Linked DNA regions of Homo sapiens: region 1 is linked to region 2. Evidence: chromatin loops called from intact Hi-C (ENCODE). Cell type or tissue: B cell. All regions are shown on one strand.

Evidence for each region. A loop is a pair of places that touch in the nucleus more often than their neighbours do. Peaks named below come from ENCODE experiments on the same cell type or tissue, not always from the same donor. Only the 100,000 strongest peaks of a DNase experiment are listed, where the experiment ranks them.
Region 1: a loop joins it to region 2, with 16 times the contacts of the local background. A loop is called at or near these places in 51 of 110 quality-filtered maps.

What each region holds. Positions count from the first base shown.
Region 1 is chr7:105,930,771-105,938,770 of GRCh38, reverse strand. No RefSeq gene overlaps it. Among named protein-coding and RNA genes, the nearest start is that of CDHR3, 28 kb to the left of the region's middle. In B cell, no CTCF peak of the experiment used is centred here; a DNase peak (open chromatin) is centred at 4,000.
Region 2 is chr7:106,039,240-106,047,239 of GRCh38, reverse strand. No RefSeq gene overlaps it. Among named protein-coding and RNA genes, the nearest start is that of SYPL1, 69 kb to the left of the region's middle. RefSeq lists an enhancer at 4,110-4,610. In B cell, CTCF peaks have their summits at 4,062, 4,261 (motif pointing right), 5,713 and 5,914; DNase peaks (open chromatin) are centred at 4,269 and 5,929; H3K27me3 peaks cover 869 bases.

The DNA of each region.
Region 1 (8,000 bases), 110 kb after region 2:
TCTAAATGAGAGCCGTTTAGACGTCTCCAATTTACTTTAAATACTCCAGTGAGGTAGAGACAGGGATATTATGTGTGTGCTGGTTCGTTTCTGCTTTTACTCTAAGGGCAGTCAGTTGCTCTAATGGAAAATTCTACTCCAGGGTAGTGAGCTAGTATTTTATCAGAAAGGACACATTCCAGAGGCAGCCACTTTAAGTGCTTCTTTGATCGATGTCTCCCTGAATACCTGAGGCTTTGTTAATTAGCATCGTGAATGTCAGAAATGGATTTTTATTGTTTAAATTAGTTCATCGTTAATAAGTACAATGAATATTAGAAGTGGACTCTCCTTTGTGAAATTAAAGGTATTCAAGATGTGTGGATGGGCCAACGTATTTTAGATGTTACATTCTCCACTGCAATGGAAAGGGGTCCCAATCCAGACCCCAAGAGAGGGTTCTTGGATCTTGCACAAGAAAGAATTTCAGGTGAATCCATACAGTAAAGTGAAAGGACGTTTATTAAGAAAGTAAAGGAATAAAAGAATGGCTACTCCATAGGCAGAGCAGGCCCAAGAGCTGCCAGTTGCCCATTTTTATGGTTATTTCTTGATTATATGAAAACAAGGGGTGGACTATTCATGTCTCCCATTTTCAGACCTTATAGGGTAACTGCCTGACATTGCCATGGCATTTGTAAACTGTCATGGTGCTGGTGGGACTGTAGCAGTGAGGATGACCAGAGATCACTCTTGTCACCATCTTGGTTTTGGGGAGTTTTGACTGGCTCCTTTACTGCAACCTGTTTTATCAGCAAGGTCTTTATGACCTGTATCTTGTGCTGACCTCCTATCTCATCCCATGACTTAGAATGCCTTAACCATCTGGGAATGCAGCCCAGTAGGTCTTAGCCTTATTTTACCCAGTCCCTATTCAAGATGGAGTTGCTCTGATTCAAACACCTCTGACAGTGTGGTAGATACATAAATGTGTGGCCCAGAGTCCTCCTTCAAGGAAGGACTTGCTACCCAGCTGTGGGGAGTACCATCAGGGGACAGCTGCAGCTGCCTGCTCCTTCGGGGTCTGCTTCAGATGCAGAGAGCCTCCTCACCCACAGCCCTTATCTGCTGCCTGAGCCAGGTCAGGGATAAAGACGCAGCTATTTGACCCAGTGCAAGATAACCCTGATGGCTAATATTTGTAGTGTGATGTGTCCCCTGCCAGGTTGCTGAGGGATGTGTGTCTGCTTCCTGAACCCCGAAGGCCAGGCCATGAGCCAAGCCCATGGTACCCAGCTGAGGAGCAGGTATCCCTGAGAAACCAAACATCCCAGAGAGTATCTGCAAACCTACCAGGGAAAGCAATCCCATCACACACACACACACACACACACACAGAGCAAAGAGCCAGAAAATTAGCTTAAAAGCAGCTTAGGGATGGGGGGCAGGGTGGATCTCTAAAGCTGTCCTGCTGCCGTCCAAGAGTTCCTTGTATGTAAGTCCTAATAAACTCATTTATTTGCTAGGCTGGACTTGTTTAAGTCATTTTTTGGTCTCTCCACTCCCTCCCAGTTTGGGGGAAGGTTTTTCTCATTACAATATTCACTCTAAAACTCAACATTGGGTTGGTTGAGGCTTTGTTGGATGTGCATTATGGTTCAACTTTTCCCTCTGCCCAATCTAGATTCCTTCCCTTTTTCTTTTTTTTAACTTACCTTAAACTTTATTGAACTTAAATTCTGCTAACAGAAGAGAATTCAAACAGACCAGTAAAAACAAACAAACAAAAAAACTCAGAGCAGTTATTTACCATTAATAATTCCCTTCAATTTGTAGATTATAAAGCTCCATCAACATGGAAATAAACTCCTAATCATGTCGTACTTTTGATAAACTAGCAAGAGAAAATAAGTGTAAAGAGTATAAATGAAGTTTAAAGATGGTCTGTACTCTTTGTGATATTCAATTATTTTGAGTTTTTTTTTAAAAGCAGAACTAGCTGGCCATATATGTTTTTTTGTTTTGTGTTTTTGAGACAGAATTTCGCTCTTGTTGTCCAGGCTGGAGTCCAATGGCACGATCTCGGCTCACCGCAACCTCCGCCTCCTGGGTTCAAGTGATTCTCCTGCCTCAGCCTCCTGAGTAGCTGGGACTACAGGCATGCGCCACCACTCCCGGCTAATTTTGTATTTTTAGTAGAGATGAGGTTTCTCCATCTTAGTATCTGTCTCAGTATCTGCTTCCAGAGAACCTAAGTGGCTGGGAAGTCCAAGATTAAGGCACCAGCAGATTCAGTACCTGGAGAAGGCTGATCTATGTTTCCAAGATGGTGCCTCTTCCTCTGTGCTCACATGGTGGAAGGGATGGAGGATGGGTCAGCAGCTCTCTGAAGCCTCTTTTATAAGGGCATTAATTCAGTTCACAAGGGTGGAGCCATCAGGACTTAATCACTTCCCCAAAGGCCCACCTCTTAATACCATCACCTTGGAGTGTAAATTTTAACTTACAAATTTTGGAGGCACACATACATACATTCAAACCATAGAAATTATTTATCTCAATCTTTCAACAATGATTTTCAACTAAAAAGAACTTAAGAGTGGTGCATCATGACCAAGTTGACTTAGGTCAGTTCACTATAATGGTGATACGTGGTTTAGTTTTAGCTGAGGGACTCTTACGTGACTCACCCCCTCATCTCATTCGAGTCTGTCTGTTCAAATGTCATCTCTTCCAAGCAGCCTTCCCTAATGAATCTAACTAATCAAAGGACACACACACACACACACACACACACACACACACACACACACACCATTACTTGTCACTGTGCCTGAATCCTGCTTTACTTTTTGTATTATCAAACCTAAGTTATATTTATTAATTTGTTTATTTGTTTCTGTTTCTTTCCTCCACCAGCATGTAAGCCTTATAAGGGCAGGTACCTTGTGCAGTGCTGTATTCCTAGAGCCTGAAAGCATGCTGGACACATGTCAGAAGTTAATTGTTATCTGTTGATTGAGTACATGAATGCAACTATGCAAAAAAATCTACCTCTGTCAAGTGGCAGCTATGGAGCACTGGGGCTTTAAGGCATCTACAGAAGTGGCCAGCAGTCAAATTTGGGTCCTATAACTCTGCTTGGTGGCCCTCTTCCCCTTGACATTCCCACCCTCTTGACCACCTTGATTCCTGTTCTTTCACGTAAGTTCAATTCATGATCACCAAGAAACAGTTCATCTGACCAGCCCGATTACATAAGTTCAGCAAATGTTTGTTTCTGTGTCAAGTGCCAGGTTTTGACTCTCCATGGGTCACTGGTGCCTCAAGAGGAACACTTCAATATGATGACAGGTGACTAATTAAAAGGGCAGGGCCTGGGAGTGGGGCTGGTTACTAAGCAGAAAGCGCATGCTAAATCAATTGACAATGCAAACACAACTCCGGAGTAGATTTTCAGTTCACATAGAACAATACTATTTTCAAATATTGCTTAAGTAGATAAGAAGCAACTACTTATCTACCAAAAGCAGTGATATGCGGATACAAACCATTCTTATCTATTCATTAAAGCAATTCTCCTGAGTTTCTATACTGGGCAGCAGTTTGTTAATCTAGCTGTAGCATATATTTGAAAAAACATTGAAAGGATGTATATCGCTAACTAGATCTCTCCTCCCAGAATTAGTCTGAATGAGGGTTTAATTTTCAGCACCAATGAAAACAATACCCACATGAGTGAGTCAATTGTGGTAGTGGTGGTGGTGATAGTGGTGGTGGTGACGATGGCCATGGTTGTAGCAGTGGTGTTGGTGGTAGTGGTAGAAATAGCACCACTAGCCTCTTACTATGGGCCGAGCTCTGAGAGAGAGACTGTTAGGACCTCTCGTCCACCAGATCTAGCTTCAGTCTTCTCCTCCACACAAGCTTGAGTTTCATAAAATGTGTTGGGATTAGCAACTGTGCACTGTTGACCTTGTGTCCACAGGGCCTTGCCAAGTTTAGATTTGGAGAAATGTTGCCATCTAGTGCCCCACAGGAGTCTTCACTGTTCAAGCAGCCAAGCCAGTCTCCCTCTGCTTAGCTCCCCCATCTCCCTCCCAGGTAAGAGGCCAGACACGCTGCAGGCCAGAAACGGTGAGTTTGCCCCTTACCTATAGCGGAAACCACAGAAATGTCTCCAGAGATTGTTTTGGTTTTATTTTTTAAATTCCTTTTCTCTTTACAAAATGTACAAATAGAAAGAGCTAGACAGGGGCAAAGAAACAGCAATACAATTAAGAGTTGGTAATGAGTTAACATTTGCCATGTCTAGCAAAACTCAGTGAGGAATGGGAGAAAGATGTTCAGGAGAGCTCCAGATACAGTAGTGAAGTATGTGAAGAGGGCCATTGACATGCACTTCATTGGCACTTTGGGTCACCTCCAGGTGATCCACCTGGATTTTTTCCTCAGCACAGCAAGCACTGTAGACTTTCTCACATTCACCCATCTAAAGCCCTCAGTCTGTTCTCTCAAGCTCATCCTCTTGGCTTTCCGCAGTAACAGCTAACTAAACCCATCAGCTCCTTTGTGCTCTGGGTGTCTTGACCCTCCTCTGTCAGGTAGAAGAGGGATGTTTTCAGTGGAAACTATCAAAGACTGAACAACGATTAGTTATTCTATAAAGGGGCAAGTGGCAAGCCAGGTGGGGAGGGGAGATGCTTAGGGCAGTATCTCTCCAACCCCAGGCCCACTCAACTTTCAACCATGATTTTGTCTTTCATGGTGTTCATACCTCTTGATTTGGATTTACATATTCATTTGTTTAATGCCAATCTTCCCAACTGGTCTATGAGCCCCCTGGGGTTTCTGTTCACTGCTGTATGCCCAGTGCTTAGCAGAGGGCCTGGCACACAGGAGCACTCTGATGAATGCTAGACAGAAAAATTGGTGCACATCTTTGGGGATATTTGGGTTAGTGAATGGAGACTGAGAAGTGAGGCACACCACACCGGCAGTGTTCAGTTGGAAAGAACAATGAGACTTCGTCCAGACTTGTGATTTTCAAATTGTTTAACTTTGGATCCCTTGATTTCCTTGAAATGCTATGTTGGAGCCCCCTCCTGCTTTTTTTGAAGAGAGCCCTTCTCACCATCTCCCCATCCACTTCCACTGGGCCCCGCCAGGCCCGCAAGTGGCTCCAGGTAGCACAGTTTGAAACCAGCAGATCCAATCCCTTCATTTTACAGAAAAAGAAACCCACAGAAGGTGAAAAAATGGGGAAACGTGACAAAGGTGAGAGACAGGGGTAAAATGTGTATGTCAGAGAAGGGAATTGCTTTGTCACATTTTCCCATTATGGCTCTCCTCTGTAATTCCAGAACACTCCGCAAGATTTGTTCTTCCTCATCCAGGAATTCACAGTGTGATGCATCCAGCCTGGGCCAGAAACAAAAGAGGCCTGGAGAGAATGTCAGGGGCGTGGTGTAGAAGTCGAACCTTGCTTGGTAGAGGCGGTGGCTTTGAGGACCCTGGCGATGGAGAGGGTGTGTACACTGTTAAGGGCCCATCTGGGAAACCGCAGCCTGTGGAGATGTTGGGGACAAAGCCTTTTTTGTCCTTTGCCACCCGTAAGGCAGTGCTTTTCTGAGCAGCTCTAATTATAAATCCCTGTCCTGCTAAGATGGGTAAACTTGGCAGCATTTGAGATCTGCCTTGTGTCTTAACTATTTCTCAGTTGGTTTGGGCTTGGCAAAACCCCAAATGCATTTTGCCAGGCACTCTTTCCCTTAATTTCTAATCCCTTGAGTGGCTTAAAGGAAATTTCATCCATATGCTTCTGAGTCACTTACTGTGAACTCATTTTTTGGTAAAAGAAATATGTTCTCAAGCCAGCACAGTCCAGAGAAAAGCACGCTTTTAGGCTGAAATGGGTCATGCTTTCTTGAGGAAGAATTTCCTGGATTTTCTGAGTACAAAGAGAGAAGGGGAGCAATAGTTCCTGTCCCCACGTTCCTTCCCCTTTCTGAACATGCTTTCTTGGGGCTTGCCTGAAAGCCTCCTCTATTGTTTATGAGGCTGGCAAATGCCATATCTGTGTTTGGATCTAAACAAACTCTGTGGGTTTGTGGTTTCTTGAAAATTCCCATTTTTAACCTAAGCTGGAAAAGAAACAATTATTGAACACATACTACATGTCAGGTACATCTTGGCAGCCTGGTAAGACAGACATTATCCTTGTATACAAGGAATCTGAGAAGTGGAGATATGAATTCACTAGACAAGCTATGTACTTCATAAAACCTGAAGTCAGAATTCACATCTAGAGCTATCTGACTCCCAAGTTCATGTTCTTTCCACCTGGTTGTGCCCATTCCCATGCACAGACAGGAGAGGAGGCCCAGCACATTCTAGTTGACAGTCATGGGTCTAGTAGTGGGCATACATTTTTTGCAAAGTGAACAGAAACTGAACTTGGCATTACTGCAAGAGTTACCCTTTTCTTATTGACTCAGAAGAGTTTGGGATGCTGCCTTGTTCACTGTGGTAAGATGTCAGACGTAGAAATTGCCAGTCTCAAAAGTGAAGTTTTTGATATTGCTACTAATAATGACAAGCTTCTAGGTATAACTATCAGCTGATAGGAATTACAGGTAATTACAGGAATTCTAGGTAATTACAGGAATTACAAGAACATGTTAAATGATACCATGAAGATGCAATCAGCAAAATGCAGAATGGTAAAAATTCTGCAAAACAAATAGCTCAGTTTCTTCAATAAATAAACGGCAAGAAAACAGGAGGGCAAGGAAGCCTACAGACTATGAGCGACAAGAGCTATTTCAGCAGCATGCAATGAGTGCGTCTTATTTGGGTCCTCATTTGAACAAACCAAGAATAAAAAGGAGATAATCAGGGAAATTTGAGAACTGACTGAATATTTTATAATATTAACAAATTATTTTTTTTAGATATGATAGTATTGTGATTATGTTTAAAATAAGAGAGATTATCTCTTATAAATACTGCTGAATTATTTACAGATGAAACAATATGATGCCTTGGATTTGTTCTGAAGTAATCTCAGGTGGGGTCAGGAGGAGGGTGGACATGATTGGGGAGAAAGATGAAAGGATGAAATAGAGATTGGCCAACTTTACTGAAGGTGAGTGATTAGTACAAGGGGTTCATTGGATTAGTCAGATGTTTATATGCTTGAAAGTGTCCATAATAAAGAAAAATTGTTTTAATTATGATGATCAAAATTATTCTAATGAATTTAAATTTCTTTCTTCCCCACTTGTATCTTAATCTTTACAACAACTCTTTAGAAGTTCTGACATGAACATGCTATAGGTTTTTGTAGTGCTGGTGGTGGTGATGACTTAAAAGGAGGAAGGAAGAAAGGAAGGAGGAAGAGAGGAAGGGAAAGAGGAAGAAGAGAGGAAGGGGAAAGAGGAGGGAGAGAGGGAGGAAAGGGAAGGTGGAAGAAGAAAAGCTGAGCCGATGGAGGAGGGAAGTAATTTCTCATCAAAGAGAGCCAAGTTCCTGAATACTCAAGTCCCAAAATGTACAGTTCACATGGGTTCAAACTTCGCCTCTCACTTCCCTGACATCCGGATTGCCGAGCTGAAGTGTAGGTGTAAGCCTGGGTGCCAGAAGTCTTCAAAGGTAAAGAAACACTTCACCTTGACCTCTGTCCCTGACTCCATGGGGCTGCACTTATGTTGATGCCTTAACACTGCTCTGAATAATCTGCACCATCACATATATTTAACAGTGAGAGGCAGGCATACTTCTGAGATTCTTTTTAAAATAATAACTTCCAGATGTTTTGAGTGATCTTAGGCTAATGGTAAAGTGAAGGTACATTCTCTGTCCAGAAACCCATGAAGATATGAGAATTGATTAGGCGTTATGACATCCTATATCGTCCTTGTAACTTTTTAAAAAATTTTAAATTTTTTTAATTTTTAATTTTCATTGTTTTAAAGATAGAGTCTCACTCTCTCACCCAGGCTGGAGTGCAGTAGCACAAC
Region 2 (8,000 bases):
AGAACACTGGTGCAAACCACAGGATAAACTCAGAAGAACAAGACAGAGCCAGCATGTGGATCCACAGCCCTGCCCTCAGCTACAGGGGGAGGCTATAGGGGAAATGTGTCCTTGTCTGGCTTCAGAGAAGGAGTTGAGAATACTGAACTCTCAACTCTGTGCCCACAGCTCAACTCTCACCATCTCTAAAGGCCATTGGGCCCACAGCGAGGGTGATGTGCTCCGTGCTGAGGATATTGAAATGCATGCTGAGCAGCTCCTCTTTCCTCACAGCCCTTCAAAGAGCCCTCTGGCTCCTGGAAGCTGATCACTTTCCCAGAGACAGCTGACGAGTGGGACATAGGAAGAAGTGAGGTGCTGAAGGTGAAGCCAGTCCTCGATAATTATTATCATTCCGTCCCCTGCCATCATCTTGCTTTTCTCTTATTATTTATAGGATGGGAGAATGTACCAGACACATCGATCATGGTAGCTGTCGTACACACCATTCTCGCCTAAGAAAAACTGCCCAGTCACAGCCCCCAAGGAGGGAAGTGTCCCCAAGCTGTCCCTCATTCAGCATTTGCCTTGTTCTTAGCCATGTGACCCACACCTCCTCTTGGCCAGCTGTGATTGGACAGGGGCAGATGCCTTGCCCAAGACCTCCTATCCAGGGACTAGTGGGATTGTCTGATATGGCCCAGCTCAACCAACTCTGCCCAAATGAGAATTCAAATTGGCAATTAGATCCATTGAATTATCTTTCCTTCTGAGAAAACTAATTTTAGGGTCTAAAGAGAATTTTTTTTATAGAAACATGATCTCGCTGTGTTGGCCAGGCTGTTCACAAGCTCCTGGCCTCAACTGATCCTCCTGCCTTGGCCTCCCAAAGTGCTGGGATTGCAGGCATGAGCCACCATGCCTGGCCAGGAAACTGATTTTAGAGATAAAGAGAAAATGAGCCAACTGGTAGCAGAACAAAAGTCCTGAAGAAACACTTAGAAGAGGTGAGTGAAGAGCGAAGGCAGAGAGTCATATTGATGCCAGAGCCCTAGGACCAGTGGTTCTGAACCCAAATATCTCTGCACACCCACAGCAGCTGGCGGCATACCTTGCACAGGTGGCTAACACATTGTGCTCAAGGTAGAAAATGCACCTTTTGTTGCAACTGAGGATATGTATTGTTACAACAGTGCTTGTTGGACAGAATGTTGAGAGGAATACTCCTTGTAGAATGGGAGAATCCCAAACACGCACATCGGAGGGAAGAGGTAGAGTATAATGATAAGTGTGTGCCAACACAACCAAGTTTCCCAGAATGTGTGAAAACTGTCTTGTGAGGACAGAAGAGAGCACAGTTGGGGCCATAACAGTTATTCTCAAAGACATGGGCTTGCAGAGTAACCAAGTTAACGCTATAATAACCAAGGATGTTATTTAATTCTTCTAAAGGCTTGCCAAAAATTCTGATATTTGAACATGTGCCATTGTATTAGTCAGGACCTTTTGGTTTCAAGTAACAGAAACTCAACTCAAAATTAACTTACAAAGGAATCTGATGGTTCATGTCACTGAAAAATCTAGGGATAGAACAGACTTCAATGATGGCTGCATACAAATACCCAACATCATCAGGAATTATTGTTTCTCTCTCTCTTCTTATTTTTCTTTCCTTCAGTTGGCATTATTCTTTGGTTGGCAGGCTCTTCCCACACTCAACAAGGTAACCAATATTGGCTTCATGCTTCCTACTGACCTCCTTCCAGCTTAGCAGCATCAGCAGATAAGGAATAATTCCCTAGATCTACAGCACAAGTCCCAGGGGTAGTTCTCAATGGTCCACCTTGGAACACGTATCCATCCCTGAACCAATTAACAGAGCCAAGGAGAAGCTGTGATCTGATTGGCCTGGCCTGGGTCATATGCCCAGTTCTGGAGCTAGGGCATGATGTCAGCCCCACCAGAATACAGGACCTAATAGTAGAAAATGGTTATTGCTTAAGGGATGTTAAACAGGCAGTAACAACAGCCTCAGCCCCAAACAAAATAGTTGAGCACAACCTCTCCGGAGCAAAGATCCTTGAACTCCTGACATTAACCTCTTACAGATGCCTTGCATGCTAAATGACTTTCTGATCACAGTCTCCCTGAGTCCTCACTAGGCTTTTATCAATCAGGATTCTTACCTACAAACAACAAAATCCCCTCTGATTTGTTTAAACAGAAAAGAACTTATGGACGCATATTAGTGGCTCACAGACTCTCCAGCAAGGTCGGAGAAATAGGGGTTGGCACTCTGCAGCCACAAACAATACCCAAATCCTCACCTGTCTGGTCACAGGCTTGATCCCACTGCCTTTGGTGCATGTTACTATTATCATCTCTGTCTCTGCTGCCTCTGGGGTTCCATGTCCCTCCACCATGTTCCGCCCCATCACCAAGAACAATTCCATGCAGCAGCTTCTCCCTGGCTTTTCACTCTTCCAGACTGAAATCTCATCATACTGCATCCAATCCACAGAGCCTATGTCACATGCCTGTGTCCTAGCTGCAGAGGAGTCTGAGTAACTGAGTTCTGATCTCCACCCTGGTGAGGTAGCACCCCTCACATGGCGTATTTTCCAAATTTAAGAAGTTTCTTCAAATGATGTTGGGGTGGCACCAATATGACTAATATCTATTATACTACACCACCCCTGAGAAGTGAGGTCTTCTGCTTCTTCTGGGTTCTGGACAGACTGAGCAATGGAGCCAACTCTTTATTTTCACATGTTATATCCCAATAAACCTATGATTCTCTGTTCTTTGCAACCAGAAAGAAACCCAGTTAATGCAACACAATTTGGCCAATGTAATTTGGATAAAATTTAGCTTGGAGACAATGGTTTTCATCCCAGCAGGATTGGTTCACAGAAGCTCATGGCTTCTTTACAAGGAAAGGCTCCAGTGGGGCTTTTGAGGGGGTCTGGAAAGCATGGCCACATGGAGCCCTCTCAGGAGTGCCAGCCCACAGACATTTAATAGCCTTGTTCCAGAACTCTGCAAATGCCACACTGGGCTACCACTTAACCACAAGTCATCCCCAGCTATTAACAAGAAGCTGGATTGCAGGTAGGGACACCCTAGCAAGGGTCTTGCTAGTCTGATCATTTCCCTTCAGAGTCTGGAATCCTCTGGCAGCGCTTCACGGAGGACTGAACTCTCTGACCTTCCTCCTGTGGCATCTGCTGCTCCATCAGGAGCTGAAGCCATTCAGTAAGAAATCATTTTTGAGTATCAACGATGTCTCAGGCATTGTGCTCACACTGGATATGCTCTGTCTCCAGGGGGCCTTCAGACAAGGAAATTAGCCAAGGCTTAAATGGCATGAGAGGAGGCCAGGGAGGGAACAAAAATGTTCAAGTGCTATTATCCAGAAAGAGATGCATTGTTTTCATTTCTAAGCAGATTTATTGATCAGGTTCACTATGGACATCAAGGTCTTTGACCTAATATAGAAGTATAGTTGTTCTATTTTCTGAGCAGGTCGACAACAAAGAAATTTCTGTGACTGGAGAATTCATTTGTGTAAAAGCCATCTGAGGATTTCACCATTAAATACTTTTAGTTATATTGAATAAATGAAGAGAATAAAATTAGAGGAAATAGTGACCACTTCAGAAAATCTAGATGGTGCAGAGCCAGTTGGATATGCATACCTTGTTAGTCTTGGGGTGAACATTAGAAAGTCCAGTCTTTCTTTTTTTCTTTTTTTTTTTTTTTGAGACAGAGTCTCGCTCTGTTGCCCAGGCTGGAGTGCAGTGGCGCGATCTTGGTTCACTGCAACCTCCACCTCCTGGGTTCAAGCGATTCTCCTGGCTCAGCCTCCCGAGTAGCTGGGATTACAGGCACGTGCCACCACGCCCGACTAATTTTTGTATTTTTAGTAGAGACGGGGTTTCACCATGTTGGCCAGGCTGGTCTCAAACTCCTGGACTCAAGTGATCCGCCCGCCTCGGCCTCCCAAATTGCTGAGATTACAGGAGTGAGCTACCGTGTCCAACCAGGAAGTCCAGTCTTTTACCAATGGCCCCCGGCCCCACCCCTGACTCTCCTCAGAATACCGACATGTTTCACACAGTTGGAGGGTGGACAGTTGTGCAAAATATGCGTGCTGACAGCAAGGGAAAAGAGGAAATGTCTGATTTGGACCCCAAATCTCCTCCAGGAACCCAGTCACCCTGTGGCCCACCAACCTTGCCATTTCTGCAGAGGCGGCAGGTGCCCCAGGAGACCACTAGGTGTCGCTGTGAACCTGTGCAAGCGCGGCCTCACCCTGTGGGCGCACACAGCGCGGTATGTTTTCAATCAACACCTTGTCAGTTTTTCTCCCCGAGGCCCCAGGGGTGTGCTAGGAATTTTTATTTCTTGAGAAATACTGTGATTCAGCTGCCCTTTGTTGGCCCTGCTAGAGAGAATGAAGGTTGTGCTTGCTCCTGCCAGCCCCCCAGGCAGGGGAGTCCCCTTGCAAGCGTCTTCAGGCCACCAGCCTCTCTCTATCTCCCCACCTCCCATTATTCCTCTTCATTCTCCTTTTTACCTTTCTCTCTCGGTGCCCGGTAACACCGATGTGCTGCTTAGGGAAAGGTCGCCATCCTAGAGGCCTCCTTCAACCCTTCTGAATTTCACCAGTTCCTAAATAAACTAGCTTGCAAATTCTGTCCTTATCCTCCCCTTCTGACTCTGCTCCCAGCCTTGCCCCTTTCTTTCAAAGCAACCGCAAGATTGAGGCAGTGTTGGGGTGGGAGCAACAAGAGGCTCAACTATCTTTTTAGTTTCCTTTTTTTTTTTTTTTTTGACACAGGGTTTTACTCTGTTGCCCAGGCTGGAGTGCAATGACACGCTGACGGCTTCATGCAGCCTTGACCTCCTGGGCTCAAGCAATCCTCCCACTGCAGACTCCCTAGTAGCTGGGACTACAGGCCTGAGCCACCATGTGCAGCCAATTTGTGTATGTTGGTAGAGCTGGGGTTTCGCCATGTTGGCCAGGCTGGTCTCAAACTCCTGGACTCAAGTGATCTGCCTGCCTCAGCCTCCCAAAGTGCTGGGATTACAGGCTTGAGCCAGCGCACCTGGCCAAGGGTCACCTATCTTACTAGGCTTGTCAGAATCTACTCCTGGCACACAGGGGCTTAAAAGTCAGATCTGCTTTCAGATCCTACCTCCCTCTGCCACTTACTAGCTGTGTGACCTTTGGCAGGTCACACACCCTTTCTGAGCCTCAATTCTTCATATGTAAACTAAATTTACACATATAAATTCTACATTAAGTAGAATTATAAATGTGAAGACCTCACGTGATCTGGCATGTAGCCGGCATTCCATAAATGCAAAGTGATTTTCCTTATGACTACAGGGACACTTACACAGACACATATACACACACTCAACCAAAGACAGAATTTGGGAACTTTACTCTCCTGAGCATGTAGCAAGATGGTATGTCAAGGAAACAAAATTCAGGGGTGTGTATTCCGAGATGCCAAGAACCCCCATGGATTCTAACCCTCTCTACATATGTCAGCAGTGATCGACCTGTTCTGAACCCAACTGGGTGCTGTCTTGGTCAGTGGCCATAGTTTGCTTGGCAAAATGCCAGGATAGCTGTCCTGGACCCTTTGGGAAAAGGCCACTTGTGGGTGGAGCAGCCACTCACTCCTTCCTCCAGAAGGCTTGGTGCCGCCACATTCCCTGGTTTCAAGCTACCACATTGCTGCTGTGGTTTTTTGCGGTGGCCACAGGGTGGAATCTTGGCCCAGGATGCCCTGTGGCTGCTCTCTGCAGGCATTGAGGACACATACCCTGAAAGGCTCGGGAGAAGGTGGAGAGAAGGGAGAGTAGTCTTTTACCAGAGGTGTTCCTGGACCATTCACTGGACGCTAAATGGCAAATAGAGAGGCCACGCCCCTGCTGGCCAACATAGATCACTGCAGCCCCTCAGCCTTTGGGTAGAGGCTGTTCCTGAGTGATTAGGATCTCTGCTTGGAAGGCACTTCAGTACTCATAGCCAGGATGAGGCTGCTTCTGTGGAGCAGCAGATAGGTAGTGGGTGTGTGAAGAACAGAGAAAAGAATAAACATTGCCTCCTGCATTGCCCAAAGCAGTGCGCTGGGCTTGGCAGGGTTGCAGGAGGCCAGGGGTGGTTTCAGACCCCTAACTCAAGCCTCAAAAGACAGGATATGCTCAGAACACATTGCTCCTGCAGAGGCTGGTGTTGACTCTGAACCTGTGAAGATTTCTGCAGCCATGAGCAGCCTTGGACTTTCAGGGTAGAGAGCTGTTCAGCAAGAGGATCCATCTGGGGGTCCAGTCACCTGACCCCTTTTCCCATCAGAACACAAATCAAAGGCCATCACTAAGCCCTTCCTGCCTAGGCTCAGAGGAGACACACTCAGTTGCCATCCTGGCTCTGTGACCTCTGGACAAGTCTCCTAATCTCTCCAACCTTCAGCTTTCTCATCTGTAAAGTGGATATGATCTTCAAGATGCAGACCATTCTCAGAGGCGTGCCATGAGGATTATAGATGGTGCAGGTGGAGGGCCCGCTTGTGGTAGGCACGCACTGCAATCATGAGGTTTCCAGAGACTTCTCTGCAGGCTGCTAAGGTGCAGCAGGAGCTGTTGCTGCTAACCTCAGCGAGGTGTGCCAGCACGCCAGATCAGACTCCTCAAACCAAAGCAGACAGAAGCTGGGAAGGGCTGAAAGCCCGACACTGCAACCTGAGCAAAGGGTGCCTCACTTGTCTGTTTGAAAAGCTCATGAAACCCTTGAGCATTGCTGGTGGAAATTTAAAATGGTGCAGCCATGGTGGAAAGCAGCCTGGCAGTTGGTCAACAAGGTAAATATAGAGTTACCACATCACCCAGTAACTCCATTCCTAGGTATATACCTAGGAAATAAGAACAAATGTCCACAGAAGAACTTGTATGCAAATGCTCATGGCAGCATTATTTATAGCAGCCAGAAGATGGAAACAACCCAAATATCATCAACTGATGAATGGATAAATAAAATGTGGTATATCCATGCAGTGGGCCATTATTCAGCCATAAAAATGAATGTATGGACCTACCATGTGGATGAATCTTGAAAAGATTATGCTAACTGAAATAAGCCAGACACAAAAGGACAAACATTGTATGATTCCATTTCTATGAAATGTCCAGTATAGGCAAATCCATAGAGAGAGAAAGCAGTTCAGCGGTGCCAGTGCCTGGGGATGGGGAATGACTGTTAATGTGCGTGAAGTTTATTTTGGGGATGATGAAAATGTTTTGGAATTACATAGCAGTGGTGGTTGCACAACTCCGTGAATATCTAAAAACCACTGAATTCTATGGCATGTGAGTTAAATCACAATAAAACTGTTATTTTAAAAAGGACCCTTAGCCTGCCAGCTGGAGTGTGCTTTGACCATGGACCAGCAAATGAGGTGGGCCATGCAGGGAGTGCAACTCTTGTGAGCCTTGCCTATAAATCAGATTAAGCGGCTTCTCTCCCTCAGCTGCCCCGGGTTCTGAAGGGGCTGCAGCAGCCACAGTCTGTCTCTGAACACCACCCTAATGAAAAGGCTGCTGAGGGCGCTGTGGCCTAGAGCGTAAGCATCCACAATGCTCACTCCAGGCCCTAGGCCAGCCTCACCCGGATAGCCCAGCTCGCAGTCACATGGGGAAAATCAGAGTTTACGAGCATGCTCTGCTTCGGTTTCAACACTGACGGGGATCACGTTTTCCAAACCAGGCATCAGAACTGATTGTATGGTTTGTACCCATGGGGACAGTGGGATGCACCATTTTAAGTGATATCCGTCTCCAAAAATTTGGGCATAAGGCTCCGGTTTTCCAGAACACATTCATCTCCTTCTGTTCCCCCAAACAGACAAGTTTTCTAAGAACTTCAACTCTCTGGGGAGTCCTAGACAGAAGTTAGAGTTTCCTACAATTCAGGTCTCCTGACGTTTAATCAGAACTGTACTTTTTCA